Regions from separate parts of the Mus musculus genome. Here region 2 is linked to region 1. Evidence: chromatin loops called from intact Hi-C (ENCODE). Cell type or tissue: heart. All regions are shown on one strand. Links, peaks and the distances in the headings refer to the core of each region. The heading gives the core; the rest is flanking DNA. Region 1 holds the start of Nkx2-1 (NK2 homeobox 1). Region 2 holds the start of Gm36754 (a long non-coding RNA gene).

Evidence for each region. Hi-C counts contacts between places; a loop is a spot of excess contacts. Peaks named below come from ENCODE experiments on the same cell type or tissue, not always from the same donor. Only the 100,000 strongest peaks of a DNase experiment are listed, where the experiment ranks them.
Region 2: a loop joins it to region 1, with 2.1 times the contacts of the local background. A loop is called at or near these places in 13 of 42 quality-filtered maps.

What each region holds. Positions count from the first base shown.
Region 1 is chr12:56,530,295-56,540,108 of GRCm38, forward strand. It overlaps Nkx2-1 (NK2 homeobox 1), which reads right to left and starts at 6,614. Exons shown (of 3, transcript NM_009385.3): 1 at 6,015-6,614; 2 at 4,394-4,779; 3 at 1,641-3,486. The coding sequence starts at 4,766. The coding sequence ends at 2,741. It overlaps Gm26973 (a long non-coding RNA gene), which reads left to right and starts at 6,896. Exons shown (of 6, transcript XR_872771.2): 1 at 6,896-7,212. In heart, for the core only: no CTCF peak of the experiment used is centred there; no DNase peak of the experiment used is centred there; H3K4me3 peaks cover 3,596 bases; H3K27ac peaks cover 578 bases; H3K27me3 peaks cover 7,169 bases.
Region 2 is chr12:56,237,006-56,246,819 of GRCm38, forward strand. Gm36754 (a long non-coding RNA gene) reads right to left here and starts at 2,254. Exons shown (of 3, transcript XR_381611.1): 1 at 2,169-2,254. In heart, for the core only: a CTCF peak has its summit at 4,908 (motif pointing right); no DNase peak of the experiment used is centred there.

The DNA.
Region 1 (9,814 bases), core at 830-8,829:
TGTCTGGGCTTGTGCTGGCCAGTGGAACTGGTAGGGCTAAACTCAACCCTCACTTAGGAGTTGAACAGCAGCTGCCAACACCTGCCTCTCCTGAGCAAGAACAGCCTGCACTCCTTGTACGAACAGAAATAATTATGCTTTCCTGGTTTCATTTTTTCCCCCCAAAATGTGAGGTCTGCTAAGAGGAACCCCACACATACCCTGTAGGCTCTCAGGAGAGTCAACCAACTGTCCTTTCAGAATATCAGAGTACCTTCAAGCTATGAGAAGCCATATCCCAAAAGGCAGGACTGGTTTTCTCAGGAAGAGAAACCAGCTCCCATTACTAAGGCACGACAAGGTAGAAATTCCCTGGTCATCAGTGAAAAGACTGTCAGATTTAAGTCCATGCGTTTAAAAAAACAAAACAAAAACAAAACAAAACCCAACAACAAAACCAAACCAAACCCAAGATTCTGGGGGATAGATACAGTGGAGAAAAACTGAAAACAGAATGTGATAGAAGATGATGGAAAGAGGAGAGATGGGAGGTTAGCAGGGAAAAGATAGTTGAATATCTCAGTGAAGAGTGACCTTGTACTAAAAGCTCATCAATCGCCATAACAGACCCTTGCAGGCACCTGCATCTGCTGCCCACAGGCTGCCTTGCCTGTATCACTTTGCCAGGGGCGACCATACAAATCAACAACAGTTCACCCAAGGAGCTATAATTTTTGTCTCTGCCTTTAACTACTCTTCTACTCTGACTCCCGCCGCAACTGGGATGGTTTCCCCCAATATATGTATCTGATAAAAGTCAGAGGTGGGGATGAGGGCGGTTAAAATTATTTTGGTTTTGTTTTGGAGGATTAGTAGAAAGTTGGGGATAGGAGAAAGAATAATTGCTGAAACGGTTTATGCCTCTAGATATGGAATGTACTGGGATAAAGAAAGCTCAGTCCCCAATGTCTTGATAGAGAGAGGCATGCCTAAGCTGGCCACCAAGTCCACATGGAGACAATACACGAAGGAGAGTTCTTGGGGGTCAGGGGGAGCTGGTGATCCCCCCAGCAGGAGGAATCTCATTTGTTTGTTTGTTTGTTTGTTTAGAGTGTTGAAATAAAACCCAGAAATTCTTTACTTTTGGAAACCAGCAACCAAACAGAATCTAAGGGTGAGGAGTTTGGGTGAGAATTAGAAATACAGGTTTGGCATGCAAATGTACAAAAGCAATCTATGTACTAAAACTGATGGTTCCTTTGGAGTTATTTTAAGTGGGTGTCTCAGATGTGTAAAACCAGCTTTTGAGGCTCCCCCCCCAAACAAACACAAACAAAAATAAAGCAAAAACTAAACCAGGAAAGCTTGGCTCTTAAAAAAATAGCCCCCCTTTTTTTCTGTTTCTTCCTTTACTTCTCCCTCTAGTTTACTTTTCACTCTCTCTCTGAAATAGTCTCAGGACTGCTTAAGTTTTGGTTCCACTAACGTTCAAAACTGAGCGAAATTCCTTTTTCTTTTGGATAGAAACTCTGGAATTGACTTCCTTACCTGGGTCAGAATCCTGAGCTCAAACCCACGAATTTGGATCCCATCAGGTTTAATTCCAACCGCCTTCCCGAACCCATTAAAAGCCAAATCAAAACCAAACAAAAAGAAAAGGGTTTTAATCAGGAAAAAAACCATCTTTTTTAATTCGTATAATTTATTAGAAGCTTCTTAGGAACTATATTTAAGCCAAATATCTACATAAGTTACAACAGAAAAAAAAAAAGGATTGGTGCTGCAAATACCAAACTGCCAAATAATATACACAGGTTTGTCAATGCCCCTTGAAAAAGTGAGGGACTAGGGACTGGGACTGGGGTTCTTTTTACAACATAATGTACAGGTTACTAAAAACTAGGCATTTAGTCCAACTTTTAACAGCATTTTACAGCTACAAGTTCACATCAAACCTAAAACAATTTTCTGAAAGGCCAGCCTGGACTGAACCTGTAGGGCCAGAGGGCGCCTGGGAGGGGACACTTCCTTTGTGTCAGGTACAAATGGGTTATGCTGAAGACTTTCCTATCTCCAGCGTCTGTCCTCCCTTCTGAAACATACAAACAAACGAAAAATCCTGGTATTTACAAGCAAGCTCACTTTGCTGGCAGGGTGCATCCACAGAAAAGTTTTCCGTCTTTAGAGTTCAGGGCCATGGAAGCATAGAACAGGCTCCAAAACTGTGCCATGCCTAAGCTTGGGAACCCATTTGAACTACCAGAAAGACACCCCAAATTTGTTCTCTGTCCTTCTCTGTTTAAAGAATCCGTAAAGGGTTGAATTTGCTTGGCTGTTTCTATTTTCTTTTTATGTTAAAAAACAAAAAGTCTGCAAGTTTTAGATAGTAAAGAGAAAGGAAGGGGGGAAAGATGAAGGAAGAAGGAAACAGAAGAGGAGGGGGAGAAAGAAAAGAACGAGCGGGGACAAGAAGGAGGAAGAGGAGGAGGAGGAGGAGGAGGAGGAGGAGGAGGAGAAGAAGAAGAAGAAGAAGAAGAAGAAGAAGAAGAAGAAGAAGAAGAAGAAGAAGAAGAAGAAGAAGAAGAAGAAGAAGAAGAAGAAGTCGTCCAGCAGTTTGGTCTTTGTGTACTTTTCCTTGGTCTAAACATAAACAGATTCTTAAAAAAAGTAGAAGCGCGTGGAGCAGCGGGCGAATGGTGGTCTTTGCGGAAGGCAGAGGGGAAGCGTTGAGGTCGCGCGGGGCTCAAGCGCATCTCACGTCTCACCAGGTCCGACCATAAAGCAAGGTAGAACAAGACATGGCGCCATAGTCCGAGCCCGAGGAGTTCAGATGGGATAGGCTGGAGACCTGGCCCTGCAGCCCCGCGGGGCTGGCTGCGTGGTGCGCCAGGTCCGGGGACTGCCCTGCGCTGCCCGGCTGGTGGCCTGGGTGTGCTCCTAGACCCGCGCCACCGCTGCCCACTGAGATGGCCGCGGCAGCCGCTTGCGCCGCCTGCGCCTGCTGCTGAGCTTGTTGCTGCGCGTGGCTTTGCAGGCTTGCGGCTCCCGGGGCAGGGGCGCCCGCCTGGCAGGGTTTGCCGTCTTTGACTAGGACCGGCACGGCCACCCGGCGCGGCGACTGCTGCTGAGCTTGCTGCTGCTGCGGGCATCCCGCACCGCCACCGCCGCCTCCGCCGCCGCCGCTGTCCTGCTGCAGTTGTTGCTGCGCCGCCTTGTCCTTAGCCTGGCGCTTCATCTTGTAGCGGTGGTTCTGGAACCAGATCTTGACCTGCGTGGGTGTCAGGTGAATCATGCTGGCCAGATGCTCGCGCTCCGGCGCCGACAGGTACTTCTGTTGCTTGAAACGTCGCTCGAGCTCGTACACCTGCGCCTGGGAGAAGAGCACCCGGCGCTTCCGGCGGGGCGCACTGGGCAGCGGGGCCATGTTCTTGCTCACGTCCCCCAGCGAGCCCAGGCCGCCCATGCCACTCATATTCATGCCGCTCGCCGGGCCCATGAAGCGGGAGACTGTAAGCGACAAACGCACAGCGGTCGGCTGGGGCCGGGGCCGGGGCAACCCCGCTTTCTGTGCCCTTGGCCTGCCCGCCCCAACTTTCGACGGCATCCTCCTCACCTAGGCCGCCGCCTAGTGCTCTTTCCCAAAAGAGGCCCAGCTAGCGGGCCGTGCCGTCGAACTACTTAAGGGTTTAAAGTCTAGCTACTCCTCATTGGTATCAGTGTCCCTTTAGACCCAGAATGTGCAGTGAGGGAAAAGGGTTGCTTTGACTCCTTTCATGCCCAAGCCAGGTGGGAGACCCAAGGGTGCAGAGAGCTGGGGTCGGACGGTAGACCAAGTTCAGGAGCTTAACAAAAGGGAGTTTTCACTTACAAACGCCCCAGCTTCCAGGCGCTTGGCCTCTCTGGCTTTCTCTCTTGCGGGCTCTAGGTGAGGACAGCCACCCGCCCGACCCACGTAGAGCCTCCTCCAGAGCTGTGCGCCCTCCCAAGCCACCCAGAGGGAGACTTTTAGAAATCGAGGCAGCCCGACCGGGATGCATCCCAGCAGGGCGGCTCTCTCTACTCGCCCCTCCTGGTCCCTAACTCCTCTGGCCCGAGTTCCTAGCCTCCCTAGCCGAGTCCCGGGTGGGCCTTCCTTAGCTCCCTGAAGTCTTGAGCATCAAGTCTGTCCTTGGTGCCTGCGGTGGTCGGGTGCTAGCACCTGTCCGCAGGACCCCAGCTCTTCTAAGTACCTCCTTTGAAACCCTTGCCCAGCGGGGGGAAGAAAGTCCAGTGCCCTCACCCCACTCCTACACAAGGCTGTTCGGCTGCCCACCCCGATGCCCAGCGCCACCGGCGGGCGCCGCACCTCGCCGGCCGCGCCGACCGCGCCTCCGGTGCTTAGCCCGCGGCCCCGCGGCGGGGCGGCCTCACTTACTGGCGGGGAAGCGCGGGTCTGGGTTGGCGCCGTACCATCCGGGGCCCGAAGCGCTGTTCCGCATGGTGTCCTGGTAAGGCGGCAGCTCGCTCATGTTGCCCAGGTTGCCGTTGCAGTAGCCCCCCACGGCGGAGTGCGAGAGCTGGGGCACCCCCGCCGCCGTCATGTGGTAGGCGGCGGTGACGGCGCCGTGGTGCCCCACGGCGTGCTGCTGCATGGCCGCGGCCGGTGGGGCCGCCTGGCCCTGTCTGTACGCTGCGAGCGGAGCCCCGAGGCCGCCGCCCTCCATGCCCACTTTCTTGTAGCTTTCCTCCAGGGGACTCAAGATGTCAGACACTGAGAACGGAGTCGTGTGCTTTGGACTCATCGACATGATTCGGCGTCGGCTGGAGGAGGAAGGAAGAGGAGGAAAAAAAAAAGGGAGAGGGGGAAGGCGAAGCCTCGCTACTTTTTTTTTCTCCCTTTGCCAAATATTCTGGTGTTACCTTAACGCCGATCTTGTTGGATGTACACGTAACGGAGTGGACCGAGTCCGCCTTAATTGGCTTGAGTGGAGGCTCGGGGGCTGCCTCGCGTTTGTTTTAGCCCGGCGCCAGGTTTTAGGCAGCCACCAGAGGCGGGGCATAAGCGCTAAAGCAACAAGACAATAGAAGCCTACATCTTGCCCGAGATAATTAGCTTACATGCTGATGACAAGGTAAACACCTTTAAGCTTCACTTGTCAAGATTTTTAGGTCTCAAAGAGAGAAAGAAGGAGAGAGGGAGAGAGAGAGAGAGAGAGAGAGAGAGAGAGAGAGAGAGAGAGAGAGAGAACCAAAGCATTACTTTCCCCCTCCCTTGGACACCCCCACCCCCATTTTTGTGGGGTGCCTGTGGCGCGCGAGGAAAAGGCGGGGGGGGGGGAAGGAGGAGGGAACCGAGAGCGGGAGGGCCAGAGGTGGGGTAGAGAATAACCTAAGGGGAGGGATGGAAAGGAGAACGGAAGGTGAATACTGCTTTGCAACCAACTTGGGGAGTTACAAAGTGGAACCGCGGTCCAATTTGGTCGGGGTTCCGAGGTCAGGGGCTGGCCTTTGGGGGAGAAGGGGGCTGAGGAGCAGGGAGCGGGATTTCACCTGAGCCTGCCGGGGCTGCTCCTCCCTCCCGCTGCGGCCTCCCAGCCCCGCGCCTTCCCACCGCCTCCGGACCACATCGGGCTTCGCTGCGCTGAGCCCCAGTCACCACCAAAAGAGTGTGCGAGTCTGGGGATGAACCCTGGGGCTGCACTGTTGGTCTATGTGTCTGTCAGTCTGTCTGCTTCTTCTGCCGCCGCCGTCAGAGGGACACCTCTGCTCCCCGCCCCCTTTCCCCTTACCCGAGAGAATCCCAGCGGGCGGAGGGGGAGCTGAGTAAGGGAACGACTGCCTCCGGGAGGCTGTCACCGATCCCCGCGCCACCCCCCACCAAGCTCCTGGCTCCCTAGCGGACCAGCCCCCCCAGCCCACCCCACCCCGCCGCTCCCTTTCTCCACCCCTTTTGCCGGCCCAGGCAAGTACACCGCTGGCCCTCTGAGCTACGAGGCTAAGGGTGCGGGGGATTAACAGGAGAGTCCACCACGGAAGTTGCCCCATCTCGAACAAACCTGGTGCCCCTGACCCTTGCCCATGGCCTGGATACTTCGGCTTCAGAAGCTGATGCTGTCTTTCCGAGGACATCCCAGTCCCAGCACCCCAGCTCAGATCCCCGCAGTTTTCCCTTCCGATGCTTCAGTGAAAGCCCGGGCGGGGAGCCGCGTGAGCGCCCGCAGATCCGTTGCAGAGTGGAACTGAGTCTGAACCCGGGTGGAACTCGTTGTCCGGGAGGAGGCGAATATCTCGACGCCCGCAGCCCAGCGGGCGGGAGGCTGGGCTGAGGCTCGCCTCCTCCCGGAGCTCAGCCATGCAAAAGTGCACTTGCTTCCCCGGGAATAACCAAATATCTTTGTCTAAAGTGGCGGCGTAAATGGCCGGTCGCTTTGTGGCCACGCTGGATATTAGTAGATGAGGATCATTCTGCTTCAATTGGGCGCCTCTCATCCGGCTAGGAAGAAACTGCTTAGGAGGAAGTGGGTTTCCTGTCTGAGCGTTCCCAGGCTTCAAGTGTGAGCCCCGCGCCTTGAGGGTCCTTGGGCGCCTGGCAAGGGGGAGCTGTGGGCTGTGCTCCCTAGCGGGCCCGGGGGCGTCAGCCTCATTGCTGTTACCAGGTCAGGATCAGCAGCTAAGTGGGTTACCCAGCCAAGCCCTGCATGGCACAGATTTGGAGACCACCTCCGTTTTTTTTTTTTTCTCCTTGGAATTTAAGCGTTTTCGTTATTGTTTGTTTTTGTTTTGGCTTTGCTTGTCTGCTGTTCGAGCTTTCTTGGAGCGCTAGAGGCTGGGAGGGCGGAGTGCTTCCTGGCCCGGCAGGTGCCTCCTAGACACTTCGGCGGCCAGTCAAGGAGGCTTCTTGATTTTGGTTTTTGTTTTCACATTTTCTTTCCCCTCCTTGTAGTGAGGGAGCTCCCGATAATGAACAAGCAGTTTTGAACTACTTAATTCAGCAGGGTAGGCTCCTTTCCATTAATAGCAATTATAGTATGGAAAGTTGTTTTATTTGCTTTTTAAGATCTCTCCTTGAAGAGTGCTCTCTACTCCCTCAACACAAAGCCGACGACTAAACTAACATTAGCTTTCCTCACCACCTACCTCCATCGTGAAGGGAAGGAAGGCTCTGGGCATCAGCGGGCCTCCCATCTGGGCCCGCATTTTCGAACCGCCCCCGAGGTGGCTTTGAAGCAGGGAACCCCGACTTTAAGCGGCCAGGTGCGTTGTGTCTCTGTAGCTAAGGACAAGTGGAAAGCAGAGCTCTGCGCTCTCCTTTCCCAGGGACTTCTCTGGGGGGCGCTCTCAAGATGAGCTACAGCACTTTGGTCTACAGTGTCGAGAGTGCAGGGAGGGGAAGCCACGCTAGATCAAGTGAACGGCAGAAAGGGCAGGCAAAGCATAATGCAGACCTAGTCTGAAGGCGCGACCCAGATCTGCTAGCATTGGGAACGGGATCGTCTTAGGAAGTCCCTGGTCCTCCGTCTCCATTTAACCCCGTTATTTTATAATTGTTGGTGGTCATAGGAACACCAAGGGTAGAGTGTCATTTGTCTCTCCCGGTTTTAGTGCCACTTACAGAAGGAGGTAATTCTTCAGAAGGTTTTTTGGTGAGATTTAAGCAAAATCAGGCACATCAAAACACGCCCAAAGCTTTGAGGGAAGAAAATTAAGCTCACTAACAAGGTCGATATTTCTGTGTCTGTGGTTAATATCAAATCCATTGCTTCTTCGGGGGGCCTGTTAGTCTGGAGTGAAAGGTTTGTTCAATCTTCTACAGTCTCTGAGCCGTGCAGCCCGGACCTTCAAAAACACCAGCAGGTGGCCAGTTTGGGAGAATGTACACAAGCTGCATCTTAGCCCTACTGTAACTAGGGGCCCCCATCCCCAGCCGCACAGCACTAGGTGAGGGGCTGAGCTTCAGTCAGAGTTCGAGGGGAGTGATGCCTGGCAACCCCCATGCTTTACCCTGAAGGGGAGGGGAACTGGACTGAGCTTCAAACTTCTCCTGCTGGCACCAATGCCAACAGCTCCCATCTAGAACTGGGGGTGAGGGGCTCTGTTGCACTCTGTGACTTGAACCAAATGAACTTCCCATACTTCTGCCCCTTCATAAACATCCACCATTCTGGATTATTTCCCATGAGCACTGACATCCACAAGAGTAAGCCAGAATTCTCAAGAGCCTTTGGGGGCCTGGGGGGGGTGTTGGGTGGGTGGGTGGGGAGCCACCTATTTATCTCTGAACTCATCCATGCAAAGATCTTGAGAATTCTCACCAGGTTAGTCTTTCTGACTAGAGAGCATGCTGCCTCTCTGACTCATCTTGAACAGGACCCACTCGGGTTAAACCAGAGATATTTTTTTCCCCTCTTGTAGCTGTGGATTAATTCTTAAAAACCTAGTCCACCCCTCATGGCTGGTGCCTCCTGCGCTGTCAGTAGACTGGCCTTGTGGCTAGCAGGACAGAGCTCAGCCCTCATAAGGTTATTCCCTGGTTCAGCCCCAAGGGTCCTCTTTAATCTCACTAGTTAGGAATCAAAGGGCTGCAGAGACTCAGGCTTCACCAGAAGAAGAGCAGAGTAACCATTAGTCTTTGCAGCAGTGTAGCAGAGGGACACTTCCTTCTTCCCCTCCAGTGTCTCTTTGAAAGCTCACTGGTAGAACGCTAGAGAGAGGATGTCCAAACCAGATCTACCACTTGCCACCTACACCTCAGCTTGCTTACTTCCAACTCCCATGAAACCCTTCACATCTGCCAAGGGCACTAGATGTGCTTCTTCTAATGCTGCAAAGTTCAAAATGTTATCTTACAATTCATGATTCACTTAGCAACTACTCTTGGAACCCATGCTGTATCCGATATTTGGTAGGCTAGGTCAGAGTATTTAGCCATTAACGACCTATCTATGGCCGGTCTCCACCTGAAGCTTCCATATTAGCACTAGATCACTGCAGTGATGTATAATTACTTTGTAACAAGCATTGAGAAAGGGGGCGTGTCCCAGTGAAGTTTTGTGTCCTGGATTAGCTAGGTTAGTGCTGGGGGACTTGGGGGGGGGGGTGGAGATGCCCTGGAGTAGAGCTCAGAAATCTTGGTGTCTGAGACCTGGCTTTACCACTTTCTGATTATGTGAGCTCCCACCATCCCCTGGAGCAAATCCCTTCATACATGCACATGGACACCATACATGCACATGGACACGTGCATGAATGTGTGCATACACACTGTATGTGGGGATGTGGTAGAAGCCTGCCTCATACAACTTCCTACTTTGCTGTGTCAGTGACTTAAATAATCGGTGATGAGATGCTGTGCAGGAGTTTGACCGTCTTTAAGCACATTAGCACAATGAATTATTCTAATTCAGTATTTCAGACTTCAACTTGGGGATCAAGCCTCTAAGGCTCTGTAAGAAGCAACACCCAATCCTCCGATAGCTACTGCAGGTATAGCATCTTTGCTGTGCTGTACTTGGGAGGACTTGATGGGGCTGGGGAGATGTCTCAGTGGTAAAGAACACTTTCAGAGAACCTGGGTTCTATTCCCAGTACAGGATTTATGTCTCATAACCTTCTGTATCCCATTTCCAAACAATCTAATGCCCTTTTTCAGGTCTCTGCAGGAACCAAGCACACACTTAGTGCATTTAGACAAGCAGTCTCTCTCTCTCTCTCTCTCTCTCTCTCTCTCTCTCTCTCTCTCTCTCTCTCTCTCACACACACACACACACACACAATTTTTTAAAAGAGTGGGGTGGAGGCAACCTGGCACAAGAGCAACAGAAAGTGGGGAGAGAGGGTTTACTATTCTCTAACCCAG
Region 2 (9,814 bases), core at 1,172-9,171, 290 kb before region 1:
ATAGACGGAAAACTATTTTATGTACATGGATTTAAAATAATGTTGTTGTTGTTTTTAAAGTCTATGCTTCCCAAAGTGATCTACAGATTGAAAGCAATCTCTGTCAAATTTCCAATCACATTTTTCAAATATAAAAAATGATTTTAAATTTTACATGAAGCCAAAGAAAATACAAAATACCAAATCAATCTCATAAAGATAAAACAAGGCTAACAAAGCTTTATATCAGATAAGGGGCTATATGCCAAAGTATAAGAGACTGCTTATAAATCAATAGCAAATACAACCTGTTTAACCCAGTATCAAAACAGCAACGACAAAAATCTGATTTAAAGCCGGGTGTGGTGGCTCACGCCTTTAATCCCAGCACTCGGGAGGCAGAGGCAGGCGGATTTCTGAGTTCGAGGCCAGCCTGGTCTACAAAGTGAGTTCCAGGACAGCCAGGACTATACAGAGAAACCCTGTCTCGAAAAACCAAAAAAAAAAAAAAAAAAAAAAAAAAAAAAAGGCTTTGAAGAAACACGACAAAGTCTGATTTATAAATGAGTTATGACTTTGAAGAAACATTTCTATAAGGAAGATATGACTGCCCAGTAATACTCTGCTTTCCCTTCAGGCTGTCTGGATTAGCTTCTTTTCAAATGAATGACTGATATATATATATATATATATATATATATATATACACAAGATGGTCTATGTCCCAAATCAAATATCAATACCACCCACTAGAATGGCTGCTATCAAAACCCCAGAAGACTTAAGTCTTAGTGATTGGAACCAATAGACGCTGGCATTATTATACAACATGAAAATGTAGCCACTGTGGAGAATACTATGAGGGGCATCAAAAAACTAAGAGAGCCAAACACTGGACCACCAGACAGCATTCACCAGCTGATATGAGGCTCCCAACACACACAGCAGAGGACTTCCAGGTCTGTGTTCATTCAGAGATGATGCACCTAACCCTGAAGAGACTGGATGCCCCAGGGAGTTTAGAAGTCAAGTGGGGTGTGGGATTGGGACATCCACATGGAGACAGGGAGTGGGCAGGAGATGTGGGATGTGGAGCAGTCAGAGGGTGGATGAGGGGAATAAAATATGGAGAGTAAAAAATAAATTAATTTAAAAGTACCTAAGAGAGCAGAACTACTATATGACCTTTCAACTTCATTTCTAAATATGTATCCTAAAATTTAAATCTGATCTTAAAGAGGTATCAATACTCTCATGTTCACTGTAGCATGATGCATGATAGCGAAGCTATAGAAACAGGCTAATTTCATTATTGGCAGGTGAATGGATATTCACCATTTAAGAAAAGTACTTTTGGGCTGGAGAGATGGCTCAGAGGTTAAGAGCATTGGCTGCTCTTCCTGAGGTCATGAGTTCAATTCCCAGCACCCACATGGCGGCTCCCAACTATCAGCAATGGGATCTGATGCTCTCTTCTGGTGTGTCTGAAGACAGCAACAGTGTACTCATACATAGAAAAAAAAACAATCTTTATGTATTTTAATCTGATAAAGATTTAATCTTTAAAAGTAGAAAAGCAATTTTTATAATCTATGGTAAGATGGATGGATCTGGAGGACAATACACTAAGTGAAATAAGTCAGTCACAGAAAGACAAATATAACACGAGCCATTTATAGCATAGCACCTAAAATTGTCAGTCTCCGAGGAACAGTGCAAATGGTAGCTGCCAGGAACCAGGAGTGAGAGGGAGGAGTCACTGATCAATAAACATAAATTTGCAGTTATGCAATATGACTAAGCTCTGTAGGCCCACCACACAACACTGCATGGTCAGCAGTGAACACAGACAATATGTTAAGGATGGAAGTCTCATGGGAAACATCCTTACCATAAGAAAGGATTTATTTTTAAAGCAAAAACAAACAAACAAACAAGCAAACAAACAAACAGCAAGATAAGTAGCAGGTATAAGAGACAACATGTTGTCTTGGTTCTCAAAGTCATAAGTAAAACATTGGCTTACTTCTTAAAATTCTAATCATTCCATCTAGATTGGAGCCCTGGAGTATAAAAATCCATGCAGCTAACACAGGAGACCTGCAGGCTCCTGTACATGAGAGTCCTGTGAGAGATCTGGGAGGAAAATTCAATTGTCAGTGCTTTTCACAGTAAAAGCTGACACTCACCTGCTCTGTTTCCCAGGGTCAGGGTCAGGGTCCGGATAATGACTGTTATCCCATTTTCCAGATGAGGAAACCAAGATACTGAGAAAACAGAAAGGGTAAAGGGAGGGCTCGATCACCATGAGGTCATCTTGCTTAACTCCAAGTTATCTTGCCTTTCTATTGTTAGTAGGTTTCCTGGAGGAACTCTGAAGTTGCACCCTGATGCTTCTGAAACTGCCTCTAGTTCAGGCACATCTGGGATTATTGGTTCATAGGTGAAGATCTTGAGGATTGTGAGGCCCCTCAGGGGCACAAACGCCATATCTGCAACATTGCACATAGGATCAAGTCCTAACCCTGACCTACTTTAGTGTTTTTACAGTCTTTGACAGCCCTGTGTTGATTATTAAACTGTCAACTGTCAACCAAGAAAGACACATGGAGAAGGAAGATTATCATTCTAAGATTTGGTACTAGGGGGGCATGTGGAGTGTGAGTCTTGCTGAAGCCGTTACAGGTGAGACGCCAGTTAACTGACAAACCTTTCGTGTGATTAATAAGGCATCAAAGCATTAGGATAATTGACAGACCTTTCGTGTGATTAATAAGACATCTAAGCATTAGGAAAAACAATCATTTTCCTCTAATGGTTAATTGTTACTTTCATATGTGTGGATTAATATGCACATATCGAATGAACCCTTTCCTGGAACTTGTGGTGGGTAACTGGCACAGATGCGTCATGGCACCAACGAAAGGAACGAGTGTGCAGCTTAGACACGAACAAAAGCATTTTACTACTTGGGGTTTTCTTTTTAATTAGCATGTTCAAAGACATAAAAATAAAATAAAATCACATGGTTCACCAAAAGACATATTTCTTTATCTATTTTTTTATCCTCTCTTTCTCTGTGAGGTCTGGCACTTTAAGGGAGGAAACAGGCTCATCTATCGTCTCTTCTAATGACTTTGATTGTACAGTGTAAGGGAACCTGTAGTCTGGAGAGGGCATTAGTGCTGGATTCTAAGAGCTCCGGTATTTGTACTTTTGACTCTACCATCTTTTATCACACAACAAAAGACACAAATGAACAAAATGTACTATCTATACAAAATACCTGTAACTGTTTTGTTAACCCAAGAGCTGACCTCTTTACATGTAGTTTCAAGCTTAAAATCAGATCAAAGGCCGCAGTCGGGGCCGTGTACACAGGATGACCTCCTTGCCACCTCTGAGCTCCCGAGGGAGAGACTGGGTGTTTTATCATTGTCGTCTCTCTCTCTCTCGACCGAAGAAAGCTTCTGACAGTGTTTGAGTATGAATTGCCTGACCACAAGGCCTTGGGAGATGCTGTGTCACAGCCACCGCGGAGCTAGTGAACTGGCCCGGGCACCCTCGGTGTGAGTCTGGGTGGCTTGCTGGGAAAGATGCTGCACACAGCGCCAGGACAAGTTCTTTTGTTGATGCTGCAACCTCTGGCTGCACTCCTGGGGCCTTAAAGGTGAAAGAGTCTCAGTAGAGGAAAACATGAAAGTAGTGTCCTTCAGTATCTTAAGAAAAGAATGTCTTAATGTTGAGGAAAGCGTGCCTAACATTTTTTTAGAATTTTAAAATAATTTCAAATTTAGAACCAAGTGGCAAGAATAATACAAGCGACTCCTGCTTAGCTTTGACTAGGGCTCATCAGTTATTAATCTCTTGTCTGAATGTCTTACCACCTTCCTCTTTCTGAGGCATATTTTCCCTGCGACACCTGAGATTAGCTTTAGTCCTGGTCCACATGTCTCCCTGTTGCTGTATGCTTCACAGTGTATTTACCGATTACAGCAATGCCTCCTCACATAGAGTATCAAACCCAAGAGAGTCAACAATGACCGTCTCCATTAAAGATCATCTACTTCTTCTAATGTGTTACAGATGAGCGTCTCGCCTCTTCCAAACTGACCGCGCCTTTACTTATCATCCCTCTGTGTTAGCCTCCTTGAGTCTAATACAACTAGCCTTCTTCCTTCATCTTACAGTGTTGACATTTTTGAGAGCTGCAATCCAGTGTGGCTTGCTGCTTCCCGTGATGGGTTGAGGTTCTAATTACATGATAGAAATACCGCACTAGATGACATGGGTTTTCCACAGTTCCTCACACGGGGGTAGGGGTGGGCGAGGGTGGGGGGTGGGCACATGTTTTAAAAAATCACCACATGATCAATTCATAGGTAGAATTTTTTCCACTCTTATCAGATACAGGCTTTACCAACCAGACTGCAAGCAAGCTGAAATACCAAATTACCCACAAGCTAGACTTTTATAGATTAAACAGATAGCTTATATATTTTAGTTTTTACTTAGAAAATTTTTATTTGTATGAGATAATATCCGCGATGGAAAAATAAATCACTCCTGCTGTCCACTGAAGAAATCTCAACAATTTTGAAAGGTGTGGGTCTTCATTCGGGAGCCGGCATGATGAAGCGAAAGGACTTGCTAAGGATCACTTCCGGCAGGATGGATGGTGCAGCCTAGCCAGAAAAGCAAGGTCAAACAATGCAAGCTCCCGCGCACAACCCTCCTCATCCTTCCACAGACCATCTTCCACTCCATCACAGCTCATTGCAAACAAACATGAGTTTCTAAATGAAGAAGGAGTTGATCCATGGCCACATGTGTCACACATCCCGGTGCCTTCAGAATAGCACTGAAGATGCTCCCTGTTGGAAACAAAAGAAGTCCCCTTTGAGTCACTGGGCACTGTGGTGTTAGCACTAAGCAGTAGGTGGCGCTGTGAATATACATTGATTCTGTTCTAGAATCAGGAAGAGGTGAAGTAGGATCCCTTGTGGTTGCTCATGGTGAAGGCAGATGTCGGCTTGCTGAAGGCCGGCTGACAAGAAAGAGCCTTTGTTTCCAACCTCTCAACAGCATTGGCTGTAGACTTGTTTTTTGGTGGTGGTGGGGAGCTTTTCTCCCTCGTGAGTTGTCTATTCAAGGTGACAAACTATGACTAGGGTTTGCTCCTTCTTCGGTCCCAAGGAAGCCGTTTCTTTACCTTTCAAGGAATGCTAGAGACCCAGAGGACATGGAGTCGCTCTTAAAACCTTTGTGTGTTTCTTAGCCAAAGAAATGTATTCTGAATTTTTCCACTTACTTATATGATCTTTACATTTGAAACTGAGCACACTCAACTTTTCTAAAATTTGATTTAGTTTGAAATGCTAGATGGCTGAACATCTTACTTCTTAGAATATCAAGAGGATAAGAGTGGTCTATTTCATGTCACTGTTTATGGTTTTGGAATGAAGAAGGTAAGCTGTGTCATCACACACACACACACACACACACACACACACACACACACACACACACACACAGAGTCCTCAAAGCCCTCCAAACAACAGCATCTGCATAATCCTTTAATGAATTCAGGCCTTGATTATTTGCATTGGGTGCAAACCTGTACGGGCTGATCAGCACCTTGAGACACCTTATGTAAATTATGCAGAGAAAATTATATTCTGGGTTTTTTTTATTAAAAAAACTTAAAGATATCATTAAAACTATGTCTCACCAAATTCTTCCGATGGGGGGGAAAACATAAATAATGAAATGGTATTCACATTTACTCCTTTAAAAGAAATGTTCAGTTTTCCAAGTCAGGCCAAGAGAAGTTATACCTTCTAGAACCATGACATCATACAGCGTATGAAATGTTGACATCTGTTATCAACCCAATTAACTAGCTGCTGTTCAAATTGTGGTGAAAGTGCCCAGGGACTTCTTTTGTACTCTTATCAGTGGTTCAATAGCAAACTGCCAGGCATGTGTGTATCCAGGCTTTGATCTAATGCTCTGTTGGTTGTTGGCTCCAGCTCAAGAGACTGTGGAGTACTCAACGCTGGGCCTGCAGACCCCGGAGAGCAGGATGCTGTTGATACAGTCAATATTTGCATGATGCAATGATAATGCCGTCTTTATGTTATATTCTGGTTTCACCAAAACACGGAGGAAGCTTCCTTTTCAAGAGTGTGCTGTGGTTTTTTAGGAATTCTCTCCCCAACCCCCACCCCCGGGCTCTTTTTGTCTTTCTGTTTCCTGCTTTCCTATCTTTACAAAGAGCTACACCTTTAAAGTTATTACAGTCTCTCTCTCTCTCTCTCTCTCTCTCTCTCATTTTTATTTTAAATATTTTACATTATTTTAGAAATTTGGGCCTTTGCAACATTATTTTATATTCGTGGGGTAATTTCATATCTAGTAAATATTTCCAATCATATCTTATTATCTGAGATGGTCTTTCATTATGTAGTCATTTTTTTCTTTTTTCTTTTTCCAATTTTTATTAGGTATTTTCTTCATTTACATTTCAAATGCTATCCCAAAAGTTCCCTATACCCTCCCCTCCGCTGTTCCCCTACCTATCCACTCCCACTTCTTGACCCTGGTATTCCCCTATACTGGGCCATATAAAGTTTTCGAGACCAAGGAGCCTCTCTTCCCAATGATGGCCAACTAGGCCATCTTCTGATACATATGCAGCTAGAGACACGAGCTCTGGGGGTACTGGTTAGTTCATATTGTTGTTCCACCAATAGGGTTGCAGACCCCTTCAGCTCCTCAGGAACTTTCTCTAGCTCCTCCATTGGGGGCCCTGTGTCCCATCCAATAGTTGACTGTGAGCATCCACTTCTGTTTGCCAGGCACTGGCATAGCCTCACAAGAGACAGCTATATCAGGGTCCTTTCAGCAAAATCTTGCTGGTGTAAGCAATAGTGTCTGCATTTGGTAGCTTATTATGGGATGGATCCCCACATGCGGCAGTCTCTGGATGGTCCATCTTTTCATCTCAGCTCCAAACTTTGCCTCTGTAACTCCTTCCATGGGTGTTTTGTTCCCAATTCAAAGAAGGGGCAAAGTGTCCACACTTTGGTCTTCATTCTTCTTGAGTTTCATGTGTTTTACAAATTGTATCTTGGGTATTCTAAGTTTTCGGGCTAATAGCCACTTATCAGTGAGTACATATCTTGTGTATTCTTTTGTGATTGGGTTACCTCACTCAGGATGATACCCTCAAGATCCATCCATTTGCCTAGGAATTTCATAAATTCATTGTTTTTAATAGCTGAGTAGTACTCCATTGTGTAAATGTACCACATTTTCTGTATTCATTCCTCTGTTGAGGGACATCTGGGTTCTTTCCAGCTTCTGGCTATCATAAATAAGGCTGCTATGAACATTCAACTTAAGTTTTTAGCGTATGAGCAGAAGCAGATAGTGATAAAACAAAACAAAGAAGATCACCAGCCTGGTATCTCATTTAAAGTCAATCAACGTCTATGGAGAAGCTTTCTGGGCCTAGTGTTGTGATAGTTACTAGAAGAAACAAAAATAAACAAGACCCAGTTCTTACCTCTGGGAACATATCCCTTGGGACTTGAGTGCCATTCCATTACCTAAGCAGCACACAGAAACGCCAGGCTGGAGAGAAAGTCCATTCTGATATGCATCCTGGGCAGATGGAAAAGGGGGTTGGTTCTTTGCGCCAGAGTCTGACAGGCTTAGAGAAAGGCACAGGACATGCCTTGTTAGACACACTCAAGCAACAAAACTATTGTGACGAACAGGGGACAACTAGGACTTTAGGAGAAACTCAAGTATTGACATTTTATTAGGGAGGAAACTGAGACAGGAAAACCTGCACAAGTTGGCTGGTAACCTACATCATACGGGACCTTGCAAACACTTTGAGGGTTTACCTTAAAATAATAAACACTACAGCACATAAAAACAGGACGACAAATCAGAGAACCTCAAATCAAAGCTACAGAAGGTCTTCCCTTATCCAGTGATTCGAATTACGCTTTTAGTATAAGAACAGTAGGTACTTTTGAAAGGATAGACCTTGCTTAAAGTCAATCATCACTTATTGAGAAGCCTTGCCAGTTAGAATGACTGTTATCAAAACTTGAAGAATAATAAAAGCTGGTAAAGATGTGGGGAAAAGGGAACTTTTGCATGCAGTTGGTGAGAATATAAATCAGTGCACCTGCTGTAGAAGACAGGATGGTGTTCCATCGGAAAACTAAAAATGATCTGGCTAACCTCTCCTTGGTATATAGCCAGGAGATAACATGAACACGATAACTGCATGCTTACATTTGAGATACTATTCAGAGTAACAGAGATATGGACTCAACATGGTACCCATAGATAAAATGGATACACACACACTGGGATATTCAGTCACAAAGCAGTATGGAATTGTCTCTTTTGCAGGAAAGTAGATTGAACTAAAGGGTATTGTGGTGGTGAGCAAAGTAAGACAAATACAGAAAGGCAAATATTACATGTTCCTTCTTATGTGAACATTTTAAAATAAGTTAACCTCAAATTTAAAGAAGGATTCTTGAGACATTAGGGTGCCAGCATGGAGGTTGAATAGAAAGATAAATAGACTTCTTTGTGAGTATATAGAAATATTAAAGTTAACACAAGTAATTGTACAATTGACATGCATTATATGAATAAAATAGGAAGGCTATGTGCAGATCTGTCATTTGGAAAGGCATTGTGACAACAGGATGAAGGACAAGGTAGATGAATTAGATTAGACTGGGAGACTATAACAGAAGCTAGGTAAAGCTAATTGCTCTTAGTATTTTGAAAATCATAATGCTTCTACACATACAGTCTTTGTATGAAGCAACAGGCGGTCATAGGTCTCTCGAGGTCACCTCTGGCTTGATGAGAATATGGATGTCAGAGCCTCTTTAACAGGCAATGAGAATGTGAGTATGCATTAGCAGTGGGGACACAACATTTATCTGGCAGAGGAAGTCTGAGGGCTTCAAAAAGAAGTATGGGGCTGTGGAGACAGTCTAACCAATAACTTTGCATGCTTAAGGACCCCTAGAATCTACATTTTAAAGGGCCAGATGTGGTGGGGAGTGTCTGTAATTCCAGCACCAGGGAGCCAGATGTGGTGGTGTCTGTAATCTCAGTACCAGAGATGCAGAGACCAAGCCAATCGCAGAGCTTTCTGGTTAGTCAGATGAACTGACTTCATGACTACAGGCCAGGAAGAAACCCTTGTCAAAAATATTGACAATTTCCAAAAGATGCAGCCTATTTTATCTTTTGAACACCACGTGAATATATATACACAAACACATATACACACGTGTGCAACACACACACACACACACACACTCACATACACAAAATAAAGAAGAAAAAAAACCCAAGTTTTTGGAAGATTTAAATAGGGAAAGTGAGATGCGACAAAAAAAAAGTCTGTGTCAATTCACTTTCTGTCGCTATGTCTAGTACCTGTCAAACTCAATTTAATATATTTTGGCTCAGTTTCTGCTCTTAGTAATTGTCTCTGTTACTGCCAGGCATGTAGCAAGACAGACCATTATAGCTGGAAGTACATAACAGGGCAAAGCCGCTTAACTCACCTTGCTGGGAACCGGTAAGAGAGAAGTGCCAAGACCAAATTTCCTCTAAGGGTTCATTCCATCGACCTAACTTGTTTCCACTGGGCTCTACCTTCCAACGGTTCCAACACATTCTAATAGTAACACAGGCTGTCGACCAAGGTTTTAGCATGTGGACCTGTTGGGGAAATTTCAGATAAATCACAACCAACTTCTAGATGAGTCCTGGGATTTTA